2 separate regions of the Homo sapiens genome follow, and region 1 is linked to region 2. Evidence: chromatin contacts called from ENCODE Hi-C data. All regions are on one chromosome and are shown on one strand. Each heading gives the region's core, a stretch centred on a gene start or an enhancer-like site at or near the end of the contact. The rest is flanking DNA. Distances are from core to core; before and after follow the strand shown.

Region 1 (5,929 bases), core at 2,890-5,389, 2.0 Mb before region 2:
AAGTGATTTCAAAAATATTAAGGTGAAAAATAAATTGTTAATTTTCAAAATTCTATGGTTCCCCACACCCTTCCTTCATCCAGACAAAAATGGCTAGTGATCATTTTATGTAATTAATACACAGGTGTGTGGGGAATGGAGGTGTTTCTGTTAGTTGCTGTCACTTTTTTCTGGACATCAACCTCCTTTTCTTCGCTTAAATTAATAGCACAGCTTCTGTCACTCCAAACTAATAATGGCAGCAGTGAAACCTATTTGCTATTTTAGAAAAATGACTAGTAGAACACATATTTCATAATATCACATGATAAAACAATTTAAAATTCACAGGTAATTAAAAACACTTCACTGTCCTATAGTGACAACTAAGATCACTTTAAAAAATCCCTCATTTATCAGACCACATTTATATGCAAGGAGAAATAAAATCTTTTCACGTTCCATGAGGGAAGAAGATAGAATGAAGTCTGACGTAGTGCAAAAATGTGATTAAAGTGAAACAAGTTGCAATAAGAATTAGACTTCTGTCTTTCTAAGGATAATTCTCTATTCATGTTTTCCTGAACACAAACAAATGCTACACCAAAAAAAAACAACCCATAATATAGATAGTATTAATTAGGAGGTTCTTTAAAAACATTTCAAAATTCTGCTGCACAATAGGAAACCTAATTTTCATACTCTGAAATGTATCAGGTACGTAAAGTTGATTCTTTTCCTAGTTCCAAGAAGGTTTTGCCTTCTTTTTCTTTTTCTTTTCTTTTCTTTTTTTTTTGAGATGGAGTCTCGCTCTGTTGCCCAGGCTGGAGTACAGTGGTGTAATCTTGGCTCACTGCAAAGCTCCACCTCCTGGGTTCACGCCATTCTCCTGCCTCAGCCTCCTGAGTAGCTGGGACTACAGGCGCCCGCCACCATGCCTGGCTAATTTTTTGTATATTTAGTAGAGACAGGGTTTCACTGTGTTAGCCAGGATGGTCTCGATCTCCTGACCTTGTGATCTGCTCACCTCGGCCTCCCAAAGTGCTGGGATTACAGGCGTGAGCCACTGCGCCCAGCTCTTTTTTTTTTTGAGACAGAGTCTTGCTCTGTCACCCAGGCTGGAGGGCAGTGGCACAATCTTGGCTCACTGCAACCTCCACCTCCCAGGTTCAAGTGATTCTCATGCTTCAGCCTCCTGAGTAGCTGGGATCACAGGCATGCAGCACCATACCTGGCCAAGTTTTGTATTTTTAGTAGAGACAGGGTTTCACCATGGTGGCCAGGCTGGGCTCAAACTCCTGACCTCAAGTGATCTGCCTGCCTTGGCCTCCTTAAAGTGCTGGGATTACAGGTGTGAGCCACTGCGCCTGGCTTGCCTTCTTTTGAAATAAATTGGCTGTCTCCTATCTATGGAGGTCTAGAAACTCTTGAACAGAGTATGAATTATATGTCTCCACTGGCCTGGAAATTTCTATCCTTGACATTGTTGGTTTTGTTGCCCATTTTGTGGGGCAGAAGAAAGGATGCAGGCAGGGCGGAGTGGCACAGTTTCCTCTCAGGCCTACAATCAGAAACAGGTTGGCACAAGCGGACAATCCCAGGGCCAGGATCAGGGTGAGGTCAGTGAGGCTGAGTTGAGAGGCAAGTGCAGGGTCGGATCCTGTCTTTACTTAAGATTTTGATATTTTGTTCACCACATTTCTTTTCTGCATTAATTTTTATTTTAAAAAATGTCGCATCCCTGAGTTTTTTGGCACCTACTTACATTTTGTGCCCAGGGTGAACGCCTCACTGACCTTACCTTCATCCTGGCCCTGCTCAACCAACACCTGGGCTGTGGGCTCAGGTAGATCTGTGAGGCCACAGTGAGCACAGCCTCTCCCTTTTACCCTCTTCAGCTCAGTTGGGTCAGGAAAGTCTCCTACAAGAACTAAGTTCTCCCTGCTTGCAAAAACGAAAACAAAGGGTAAAGAAAAGTGTCCTCTTTGTCTAACAGGAAGCCAATGGGAGTGTTACAGAACAGCAGTTGTCGTAGATAGAACTGACCCATGGGAGTTTCAGTTGCTCTATTCCAGGGCTTATATCTTTCTGGACAGGAACCATAATGAGCAAAAGAACTAATGCCCACAAGGTGAATTTAGCAGAAGAATCAAGGAGTCAGAATAATACATTAATTCAAAAAGTAGGAAGACTCCCTCCAAAGAATGCTAAGTTAAATAAAAATGAGAGACTTAAGATGCACACAGAAATGTGACATAAAGCTCTTTTATGTAGTGAAATGGGCAGGAGTACATGCGGTACACCTAAAGTAACCGATGGTAACTTTCCATTCTTGAAGAGAACAAAATAATACTTTCAATCGTATCGCTAAACTTCTCATGGGACAGGTTGGTATGTGTCTCCTTGTATTTTCCAAAAATACATGCTTACCCTCCTCAGGCAGGGGCCGGATGCTGCCCCCCACAAAGAACACTGGGGCCCTGCTTTCTCTCCATTTGGGTTTGAAGTGAGTAGAGTGGAGAAAGGGATGCTTTCAGAAATGTTATCTTACTTAATGCCCCCATAGCCTGTAGCTCCGTAAGGAACAGTCTCTCGGGAGAAAGAGAGGATTAGGAGCTGTGGGGGGAAAAGCTTTCCTTCTGGCAGTTTCTACAGCTAGAACCATGAAGCCCCCAGGTGTCACACTGTTTTCTCTGGAGAAATATTATAAGATTAGATGTAATGTTATTACGCTGTCTCATTTGGCAAGTAGTATCATTATCCGATTGTTTGGAAAGGTGAAATACAGGGGATTCTGGTTCTTTGCCCTACCATGGAAGGAACATTTGGACACCACATTACTTTTTTTGGAAAACGGAAGCTAAAGCTAGAGGCCAAAAAAGCTCTCAAAAGAGAAGATGAAGAAAGTTAGGAATATTGGTCTGATTAAAAAGCTCTCAAAATTATCTAGTGAATGCTGACATTAGATAGGTATTGGTCTTTAGGTAATAACATGGGTATGTATCTACTTTATGCACTTCTATGCAGATTTAGTAGAAAAAAATACCTAAATATATATTTAATTCCATAGGATCCCAGTGCATTTTGAGGATTTAAACAGATAAGCCAACCTCAAAGGGACTGATTCTTGCAACTAAAACACAGACACCTCTGGGGTGAAATGTGGCAACAGTTTGACAGGCATAGCAGTAGCTTAGGCCAGAAAGGATTTATCCAATTAAAATTATGGGATGAATTTTGGCTGGCAGAATGTAATTACCAGCCTTGGAATGGATCCAGGATCCTGAGGTTAACACCCCTCCTCTTGCCAACAACCCTCCTACCTGCCAACACTCCGAGATGGAGAAGGCTGGATCTGACATAATCGCACATAATACTGTTGTGACATCTAAGTACAATGATGATGATGTGAGAAGCATCATGAACCTGATTTTTTTTAACACTCATTATGTTACTTATTTTTATGCCACATTAGGCTAGAAACCAAATGTCCACATAAATGTTAATTTCCTCAAATCTGTGTTTAAAAATTATAATTAGAAAATAAAAAATAGATTTAAAAATTAATTTATTCCGTCAAAGTAGTTATTTAGTGATTATTTCACTACAGGAACAAAATTGGATCAAAATGGTGACATTTAATCCTTGCTACACGAAAAAAAAAAAAGCAGGTCCTGATTTTTTGGAAGCGAAATGTGTTTTCAAGGTTGAGTGGCCTAGAAAAAAAGGAAATGCGGAAGCCTGATTCATATTCGTTGTAACTTTGACTAAATGGGTATGCGCAAGGACTGCTTTTGTCCCGGGGTGGGTCCAGTTCACAGTCACGGGGGGCACTAATCCTCCAGGAGGGGATTTACCAGAAGGGTGTGTGTGAGTGCGTGTGTCCCTTCCAAGGAAACGAGAGAAGAGCCCCCTGCTGGTGCATGATCAATAGGCAAAGACCTGATCATTAGATGCCAATGCCCCTTTAAAGTCATTAATTGACTAGAGAATTGTGGAGGGTCTGGCGATACGGAAGAGCAAACGAAAAGGCAACACTGATAAAAATCTGAAGCGTTCAAGGACGCCAGGCACGTGGTGCCGGGTCAGGGAGGGAGAGGCAGAGCCAGCCCGGTCGGTGTGCGGCTGGGGTGGGGCGCGCTCCGGGCGTCCGGGAGGCGGAGCCGGCGGCAGACGCTGCGCGCGGGCCACGCGCGGCGGCGGAGGCTGCGCGCGGGCCACGCGCGGCGGCGACTTGGGCTGGGCGGTCGCCCTGCCCCACCGCCCTTCGGCGCTCGCAGGTCCGCTCCCCTCCCAAACCGCAGAGCGGCAGGCGCGGCCGCTGGTTCGAGAGCTCGGCCGGGGCAGCGCAGCCGCCGGCTGCCCCTCGCTCCCAGGCGCCACAACCCCGCGCCCTCGCCGCTGCTGCGTCCCGCGAGACCTGTGGGGAGGCCGGGAGTCACTTCGGGTTCCCTTTCAGCCCACGTGGTCCTGGGACACTCCACCCAGGAACCTAGTCGGCACCGCGCAGGGAATCCCAGCAGCGGGGTTCTGGCCCCAGCACGCGTTGCGGCAGCCTGGCGAGCGTCCTTGCGGCCTCCAAGTGCCGGTGGGGTGCGTGCGCAGGGGGCAGGTGAACTGCTGCACTTTGCACTTGCTAGGCTAGGTTCTCCGCGGGTGGGGAGGCGCGGGGGCGGGGGACGGCCGAGTGTTTAATCTATCACCAGAGGTCATCCAATGGTAATTGAAGGATGAGCTGGGAGGACTAGGATCTCCCTGTCCCAAACACAGAGTGTTTTGGGGGGCTTGCGTTTGGGTCACTTTCTGAGCCTGGTACTGCCGCTCATTTCAGCTTCGCTGTGAAGGTGAATTTTTCTAACACCATCTTTGTGTGATTTAGCTGTCCACAGGGAATCAAAATGTGGAATGAGAGGATGAAACTAATCCTTTCTTTTGCACTGTTAGGGGTTGCCATAAACACCATTTGTTAAAAAGCATAATTATGTTGGGAAAGTGCCTGATGAGACAATTAAGCTGCATAAACACACTGAAAACAAATGAAAACCAGAAGACGCCCACACCCCTTGTGTAAAGCAATTTTTTGTTTACATAGAAACGAGAGGTCTGGGTTGCTTTATTACAACAATGTTATTAATATCTAGAAAAACCTAATGACAGAATTTTTATGAATTTTCAGTGATGAGATGATGGACATGATATGAAAACCTGCCTGCAAACCTGAGCTAGCTACGAAGCCTGAGCTCTCTCTAGGTTAAGATGATTAGGCCAACGAATGATCCTGGCGAACAAGCCAGTGGATTTATTGAGGGAGAGCACCATTATTTGCACCAGAGCACTTTTAGCTTAAACTCTAAAGTTTAACGCGTGTCTCAGAGTTAGACCACTGTGGTTGGTATCCCTCACACAGGGAACAGTGGTTGGTATCCCTCACACAGGGAACATTACCTGTCAGAAAAAGACCCTCATTAAATATTTGTTGAATGAATTCATGAGGGCCTCATCTATTTTTAGTTATGGTATTTAAAAGAGACCAAAGTTATGAGGTCCTGAACTTGAAGAGGGAAATTATTTTCTTATTATTTTAAGATGTTTTAATTCCTTTAGATCATGAATATCATTTGAAGTATGGAAAGATGTGTCAAAAATGCTATTCTAGAGTACTAAAAAGTATCAAAGCAACCTCCAAAACCTGTATAATTAATTTTCAACAAAAATCACATTTTTGATATTATTGAATAATATGTATCAGAATATGTATCATCTTTCAAGTTACAGAATTTTGTAAAAAGACTTTAAACTGATTTAGAAACTTTGGTGGAACAAGGAGGAACTTAGACAATTGTCATGTAAACCATCCAAATGGCTTCCTTATTTATTTGTATAATGTCCATGGCATGGCCTGTAGACACTTTCATTTTTGCTGCAAGAATTTCTTTTATAAGAATCCACA
Region 2 (6,421 bases), core at 974-3,473:
ATTTTAAAGTCTCTTGCAGTGCCTGTTTTACACACACAGGACACCATGTAGTATCAATACAGTAGAATCCAAAATGTATGTGTTTCCTAATTGTGATGTTTTTTAAGTTTGAAAACAGTGTGCTTTCTGACCTGTGGGTTAAAAACAAAATAGTAATTTCCCTTTGTCCAAATTCACACCCAGAATAGAACACTCCTGTTACATAATCAAAAAGCCACAAAATAACAGAAACTACTACAAGCCATTTGTAATTACCACCCACTCTTCTTTATATATTATAGAAACCTCTCCACTGATTTTAAACTTCCATGTGTCAGTGTTGGGAAAAAGACTTTACTGGAGCCACATTCTGTGGTTAGTCTACCTAAGCTGGTGCTGGGAGCTTGCAACATGCGTGATGCACTGGTTACGCAGCTTAACCCTGAACAGAGCTTTTGAATATATTAGTGAACCCAATAAATTCAATAGTAAGTAAAAGTCCATCTTTCATTGTCATTGAGGGATGTGTGTGTGTGTATGTACACACACACATATATACTTACATATATACATACATACATATCGTTTTATACTGACTGCTCCACCAAAATCAATTTTAATCTGACATACATTTGATTGATTACTCACATGCATTTACACTGAGGCCCTTTTCCAGAGCCTGTGCGAGGGTTCTTTCCTAAATAACCTTACCCCAAAGTCATGCTCCCAAAAGAGGAAATCTCGAACAGAAGAAACAAGCCCCAAGTGGAAGGAAGATGGAAAGAGAAAGGGGAGGAAAGAGGTTTACAAATTCCTTGCCAAATGGATGGAGAGAAATTCTGTGAGGTGATTAGCGGGTCAGGAAGCGTTTTCCCTGGATGTGGTGGTAACCACAAGGACCAGTGATAATGCTTGGGGGATTGATTGCTTTCCGGTTGTGCTTTCTGCAGCGCAAAAACTCTGGGCTCTTGCATTGCTCTTTACTGTGATGCAGGGTCCACTTAAAACTCTGCCTCCCTACCGGGAAAGTTCACACATCTTGGGATTTCGGGATCATTTAAGTCTAGAGGGATTCTTTTTTTACACTTGAGAGTAAGCTGTGCATTTTCTTCATTGTATGGGAAAAGCTAACCCTTCATTGGAAAGCAATGCACAACCATCCGGTGGGTCTGCATTTATCCAGAGTTCTCCCTTCCTCCCTCCATCAACGGTTTAGTGAAGCTTGCAGAGAAAATGAGGGAAAGCATCCATCAGAACGCAAAGACGCAGAGCGGAACTTTTCCTCTGCCGTCAGTGGGGAGAAAAAGTCACTTGTGCGTCTCGTGGCTGACAGCTGAGTCTGGGAACCTCCGGATAAGGAAGGAAGGTTTGGCGTTGAAGGAGGTGGGAGAAAACAATGCTGAGCCCGGATGCCTCCGGACACCGCACATCCTGCCCGGGTCCCTGACCCACCCATCACCCACAGCCACGCTCCCGGTGCGGCGCGGCTTTGCTTACCTTGATGATGCTGCTGCGCCGGGGGGTCGCCCGTGCTGCCTCCAGGAGGCCCGCCTCGCTGTCCGCTGGGGTCCCCGCGGCGCCTGGCAGTGCGACCCCGCTGCGACGGTCCCTCATCCGGCCCCCAGAGGCCGCCGTCACGCAGTCCCCGGCGGCATCCGGGCCCACTCGGGGGTCGTCTTCGCCCCCCGCCGCGTCGGGCGGCGCCGGATCCTCCCTGCCGGCCGCGCCCTCGGCCATGGCCTGGAGCGTTTAGGGCTCCCCGGGGGAAAGCGGGACGCCCGGCAGCGGAGTCCAGCCGCTAGGCACCGGTGCGCTCCTGCACCGGGAGGCGGCCCCGCCAGACTTTGTTTCACCGCCCAGCGGCGGCAGTGGCGGCGGCGGCGGCGGCGGCGGCAACTTTCTGGAGAGGGGACATCGCTCGGGCAGAGACGTCCTCGGGCTTCGGTCTAGGAGGCTAGCAGTCCGGCGGGGGACGGTGGCGGGAGTGGGGAGGCGATGTGAGCGGGAGGCAGAAGGAGAGGCGAAAAAGAGAGGGAGGTATCCGAAATGTGATGCAAACGCCGGCCCTGCGCCAGACAAAAGGCACCGGGCGCCCAGCCAGGCGGCCTCTGGAGCCCGGACGCCGGCGGCCCGATAGGGGCCAGAGCCGGGCGACTGCGGCCGGGCGCACCCGCCACCTGCCCGCGGACTGCGGCGCAGCGGTCCCAGGAAGTGCGGCGGCGGCGGCGGCCTCCACTCAGCTCTGTTGTGACAGGGAGGGAGACTTGTTTTGACAGCCCTTGGGGATTGGCAGGCGTCTGGGCCTCTTAGGAGCCTCGCCTCGCCGAGGGGGCTCGGCCCGACCAATCCTCACTGCGGAGGGGTGTGCCCGAGCGCGAAGAATGGAATGTGTTCTGCAACTGGGAGCCGGCCCAGCGGGGCTAATGTACTCGAGCCAGGGTGTACCCGCGCGCGCGCGTGTGCAAACCCGGAGGCGCTCCGTGTATATTTTAGGAAGTTTAGATTTGCGAAATGAGCCTGAGATGCAACAAAAATCCAGGTTGGGTGAAGGAGAGGGGAGAAAGAAACCTTCTTCTGCCAAACAAAGCAATTTGGAGGAAAGTGGGTATTGAGTATGAATGTCTAAGCGTTTGGGGTGACGGGGTGAAGCTTTGCGTGGTCACAGGTTAATTGCAGGCTCTCAGGCCAATTCTTAGAAGTCAAGTCCATGCAGAGATAAACTAGGGTTTACTGGGATCTTGGGGTTCCATAATTTGCTTCAGGTTCCAGGAAAGGATTCTAAGGTCATTCTGCAGTGTGAGTAAATATAACAAGGAAAGGGAGTCAGTGAAAGAGATGAGGGTGAAAGGAAACTGAACCAACTAAATCCCTCCGAAGACTGACTCTTAAAAAGCACAGATATAATCCAAGTCAGATAAATGCAGGTGGGGAGTTTAGTCTCTATCCTAAAACATTCCTATTTGACAATGGTTCAGCCTCCTTTCTCTATATAATCCTATATAAAAACATATTTTGCTCATTTCCAGTAAGCTAGCAACCAAGAAGGGAGAGATCTTTGGATGATGAGTTAAGTCACTGAAATTATCCACAGAATGCTCAGATGCAAACCATGGTCCTAAGGCTCCCTGGTAAGACAAAAGACTTGGCATTTTAATTTTAAACTCCTTTGATATTAGAATCTATATTAAACCTCACTTATAACATTACATTTTATCTTATTAATAATTTAATAATTTGAGATTTTACTTGTTCCTTAGTCTGGCTAACAGCATGAGAAATTATTCAGCATTTTAGACCAACAATTTGGTTTGAATCTCATAATTTTAGAGATATATGGGGATTTAGGGATCAACTAGGACATCATTTTTGTTTTACGGTTGAGACAAAGGCCCAGGGAGTCTTGTCTACTAGTTAGTGCAGGAGCCAAAATTAGAATCAGCCACCCAACTCCTCCGATAATCTCTTCACTACTTTATCTGTCTCCTCTGGGCTACAACCAGCCAGAACTGGCAGGGGCACTTGGGAGGTTTCAGATTTGACATTTATCAACTACTAGGGAATACTGAGAAGGCTTGACTTTGCCTTTTCTTTAAACATAAATGCAGCCTAGTAATGAATGTACTGTAGAGAGTAGCAGTGACCTCTGGTTTTAGAACCAACACCACCCTCTAGTGAGATTCTGAGAACTGCATCCATAACAGCAAAGGCTTCTTTTTCCCCCTCATCTTTAAAAGACAGGAGGGGTAACCCAACAAAAGTTTCCTTTTCAACAGGTATGCCTTTACAACGCACAGACTAGAGGAAGAAAATAAAGTGTACCCAGACTTAAAACAACCATACATGTCTTCCATCTCCTTTAGTTCAGGGAATTCCTGTCTATGCTATATAGGAAATATTTTTAATTGCTATCCTCAGAAATATATCTTATTTTAGGCTATCATTTTTTTCTTTGATATTCAACTATTATTACATTTGACTTCTGTCATTTACAGTTGTCAGTGCTTCATTTTTCTTTGTTACTCTAATAAAAGTCCCATTCTTCGGTTGTCCTCTGAAAAATGTAAAACTGCCTTTATCTCACTCATTATCTTGTTATAGGATATTAATGTCATTTATAAGTTCCTCATCCTACAGATTTGTGTACCATTATGATAATAATTTATTTTTACAAATTTTAAAATTAGCATCACTTTATTAACAAACATTCAAGGTCAGTGATTTAAAAAAAAACAGAGGCCAGAAAGTACAGCATATAACTTGCAAAATGTTGTATCTTTCAACTAGACAATGTCTAGTTGGACTCTTTTCTCTTCCTTGGCATCCTTCCCTCTCACCCTCATGTGAAAGTGCACACACACACACACACACACCCCTCTGATTCCTTTGCTCTGAGCCTCTATCCGTAAAGATTGTTGTCTAAATTACTCTGCTTTGATAAACTAGTTGGACCCTAATCTAGCAAGTCGTTTATATTGTTGTGTTCCAGCATAAGCTCAGAAGGCTTTTCCTGATACTCATGTTTGCAATTGAAAAAAAAAAAACCCCTCCTATGTACTTGCTCCTAGCCAGGAGCAGATTCTGCTTTGTGGACCCACTTCAAAAACTGAAAGAGACTAGCTAGTTTCAGTTAAGTCAGCAGCCATGGGCACATTCCTACCCCTGCATTAACAGTCCCTCTTTCCAAATAGCTGTCACCTACAATTCTTGCCTCCCAACCTTTTACCAAGTCATGGTGACAATTGCTAGATTGGCAGATTGGAATTTGGGGGTGAGCAGGGGTAGGAAGGTAAGATATGAATAATAGTAACGAGCAGGAAATTCAAATGTTACTACGTCAGAAAGGACTCTCTAACTACAAATCTCAAGTTGCCCCTACAAGCCTCAGTACATGTCAGTCATATTGTGTTTTGTCTTCTCACAGGATTTTATCACTGTGAACAAACTGTCTTTTCCGTGGAATTGTTTACTTACATATTCTGTTTTACTTTCCCCCTATCTCTGCTTCACTGAAATGTAGAATGCCATCTCCATGTGCCTAAAGACCTTGCGATTTTATTCATTGCTGTATCTCCAGCTCCCAGAACTATGTCTGGAACAGAGTAAGTGCTCAATAAATATTTATGGACAGAGGACTTTTGCAGTCCTGTGACTAAATAAAATAATCAATCTGATAAAGAAAAATGGTTCTGTCACTGTCTGCATGGTAGAACTTCTCATCCTCAAGGATCCTAGAATTCCATTTTAGAGCAGAAATCAGAACAGATCCACACCAAGCAGCTACAAATCTCAGAAGAAGGGCACTTATTAATTGGAATGACTTGAAATCTAGAATTAGACTGAAATACAACCAATAAGAACTAAGCAAGTTCTAGCAGTCCTGAAAATACCTAGACCAGACTAAAAGACTAGATATGTCAATATAGTCCTTCCAGCCAGGGAAGTCCAGAACCCTGGGCCTGAGAAAAAACCAGTGAGAATATTAAGACTTTCCATATACTACCAGGAAGTCATAGTGGGGGGAAAAGAACTATCTCTTTGATAACTGCTTTCTATGTACCAGATAATCCTCTCTGCAGTATTCTGATCTCCACTTCACAGATAAGAAAACTGGGGATCAAAAGGGTCAAGTAGCTTGCTTGAAGTTAGAGCCAACTAGGAAGTGAAAGAACCAGCATTTGAGGCAATGTTAGTGACTTCAAAGCCTGCATTCTTCCTGCTACCCAAAGCTCTCATAAGATACAAGTCCAGTAGCTGTCCTGGAGAATGAAGAGCCACTCCTTCAGATCTGGGACCACTCATATTAACCATGACAACCTCCTCTCTCAACATCAACATGACCTTTATGTCATCAGCATGGACCACCAGTATGACTGATTCATTAGTGCATGAGGAAACACATTTATCATCTCATTCACATATGTGTAAGAAAAATATTTTTATATTGAGACAGGTCTCCTAATAAGTTAAAGGACGCATTGCACGTAATCAAAGAAGAGGACATACAGCATTTTCAGTTAAGTTGCATGCATCTTTACATTCAGTCATAGCCCTCCCCAATATACATGGTGATCATTTTGTTTTGCTAGCTCAAGAAAACAGAATTTGTAGGGTAATTTGTAGAGTGAATATTATAGTAGAGTAAATACATACAAGTCAATAAAAGATAAGCAAAACTTGATATATGACCTCTTTGAAATTCAAGTTTTTTCTTGAAAGTTTTTGTCACTTATATTAGGAATTAAGAAATTTCAGTAACTAAAACATAAAAATCAACTAATCTTATTTCAAAGAACAAGTAAAGTGTGCTCCATTATAACAGTCCTACAAAAATGAGAAGTTACAAATTGCTTATAATAGGTCTAGATTCCCCAGTTTAATAAATCTTTAAAGTACTGAGAGGCAATGAATCTAAGAAATCTTTAATTACAGCCAATGTTCTTCA

Evidence for each region. Hi-C counts contacts between places; a loop is a spot of excess contacts on that map. Pooled maps may share reads with other maps.
Region 1: a pooled map shows a loop between it and region 2 (4-fold over the local background). The contact joins the promoter of FTCDNL1 here to the promoter of PLCL1 in region 2. A Hi-C loop is called at or near these places in 4 of 50 pooled maps.

Annotation. Positions count from the first base shown.
Region 1 is chr2:199,849,402-199,855,330 of GRCh38, reverse strand. It overlaps FTCDNL1 (formiminotransferase cyclodeaminase N-terminal like), which reads left to right and starts at 4,139. Exons shown (of 5, transcript NM_001363886.2): 1 at 4,139-4,591. RefSeq lists an enhancer at 3,673-4,247 and a silencer at 4,079-4,358.
Region 2 is chr2:197,800,395-197,806,815 of GRCh38, reverse strand. PLCL1 (phospholipase C like 1 (inactive)) reads right to left here and starts at 2,223. Exons shown (of 6, transcript NM_006226.4): 1 at 1,477-2,223. The coding sequence starts at 1,716. LOC105373828 (a long non-coding RNA gene) reads left to right here and starts at 2,270. Exons shown (of 4, transcript XR_001739850.3): 1 at 2,270-3,107; 2 at 4,997-5,078; 3 at 5,930-5,992. RefSeq lists a silencer at 2,047-2,176.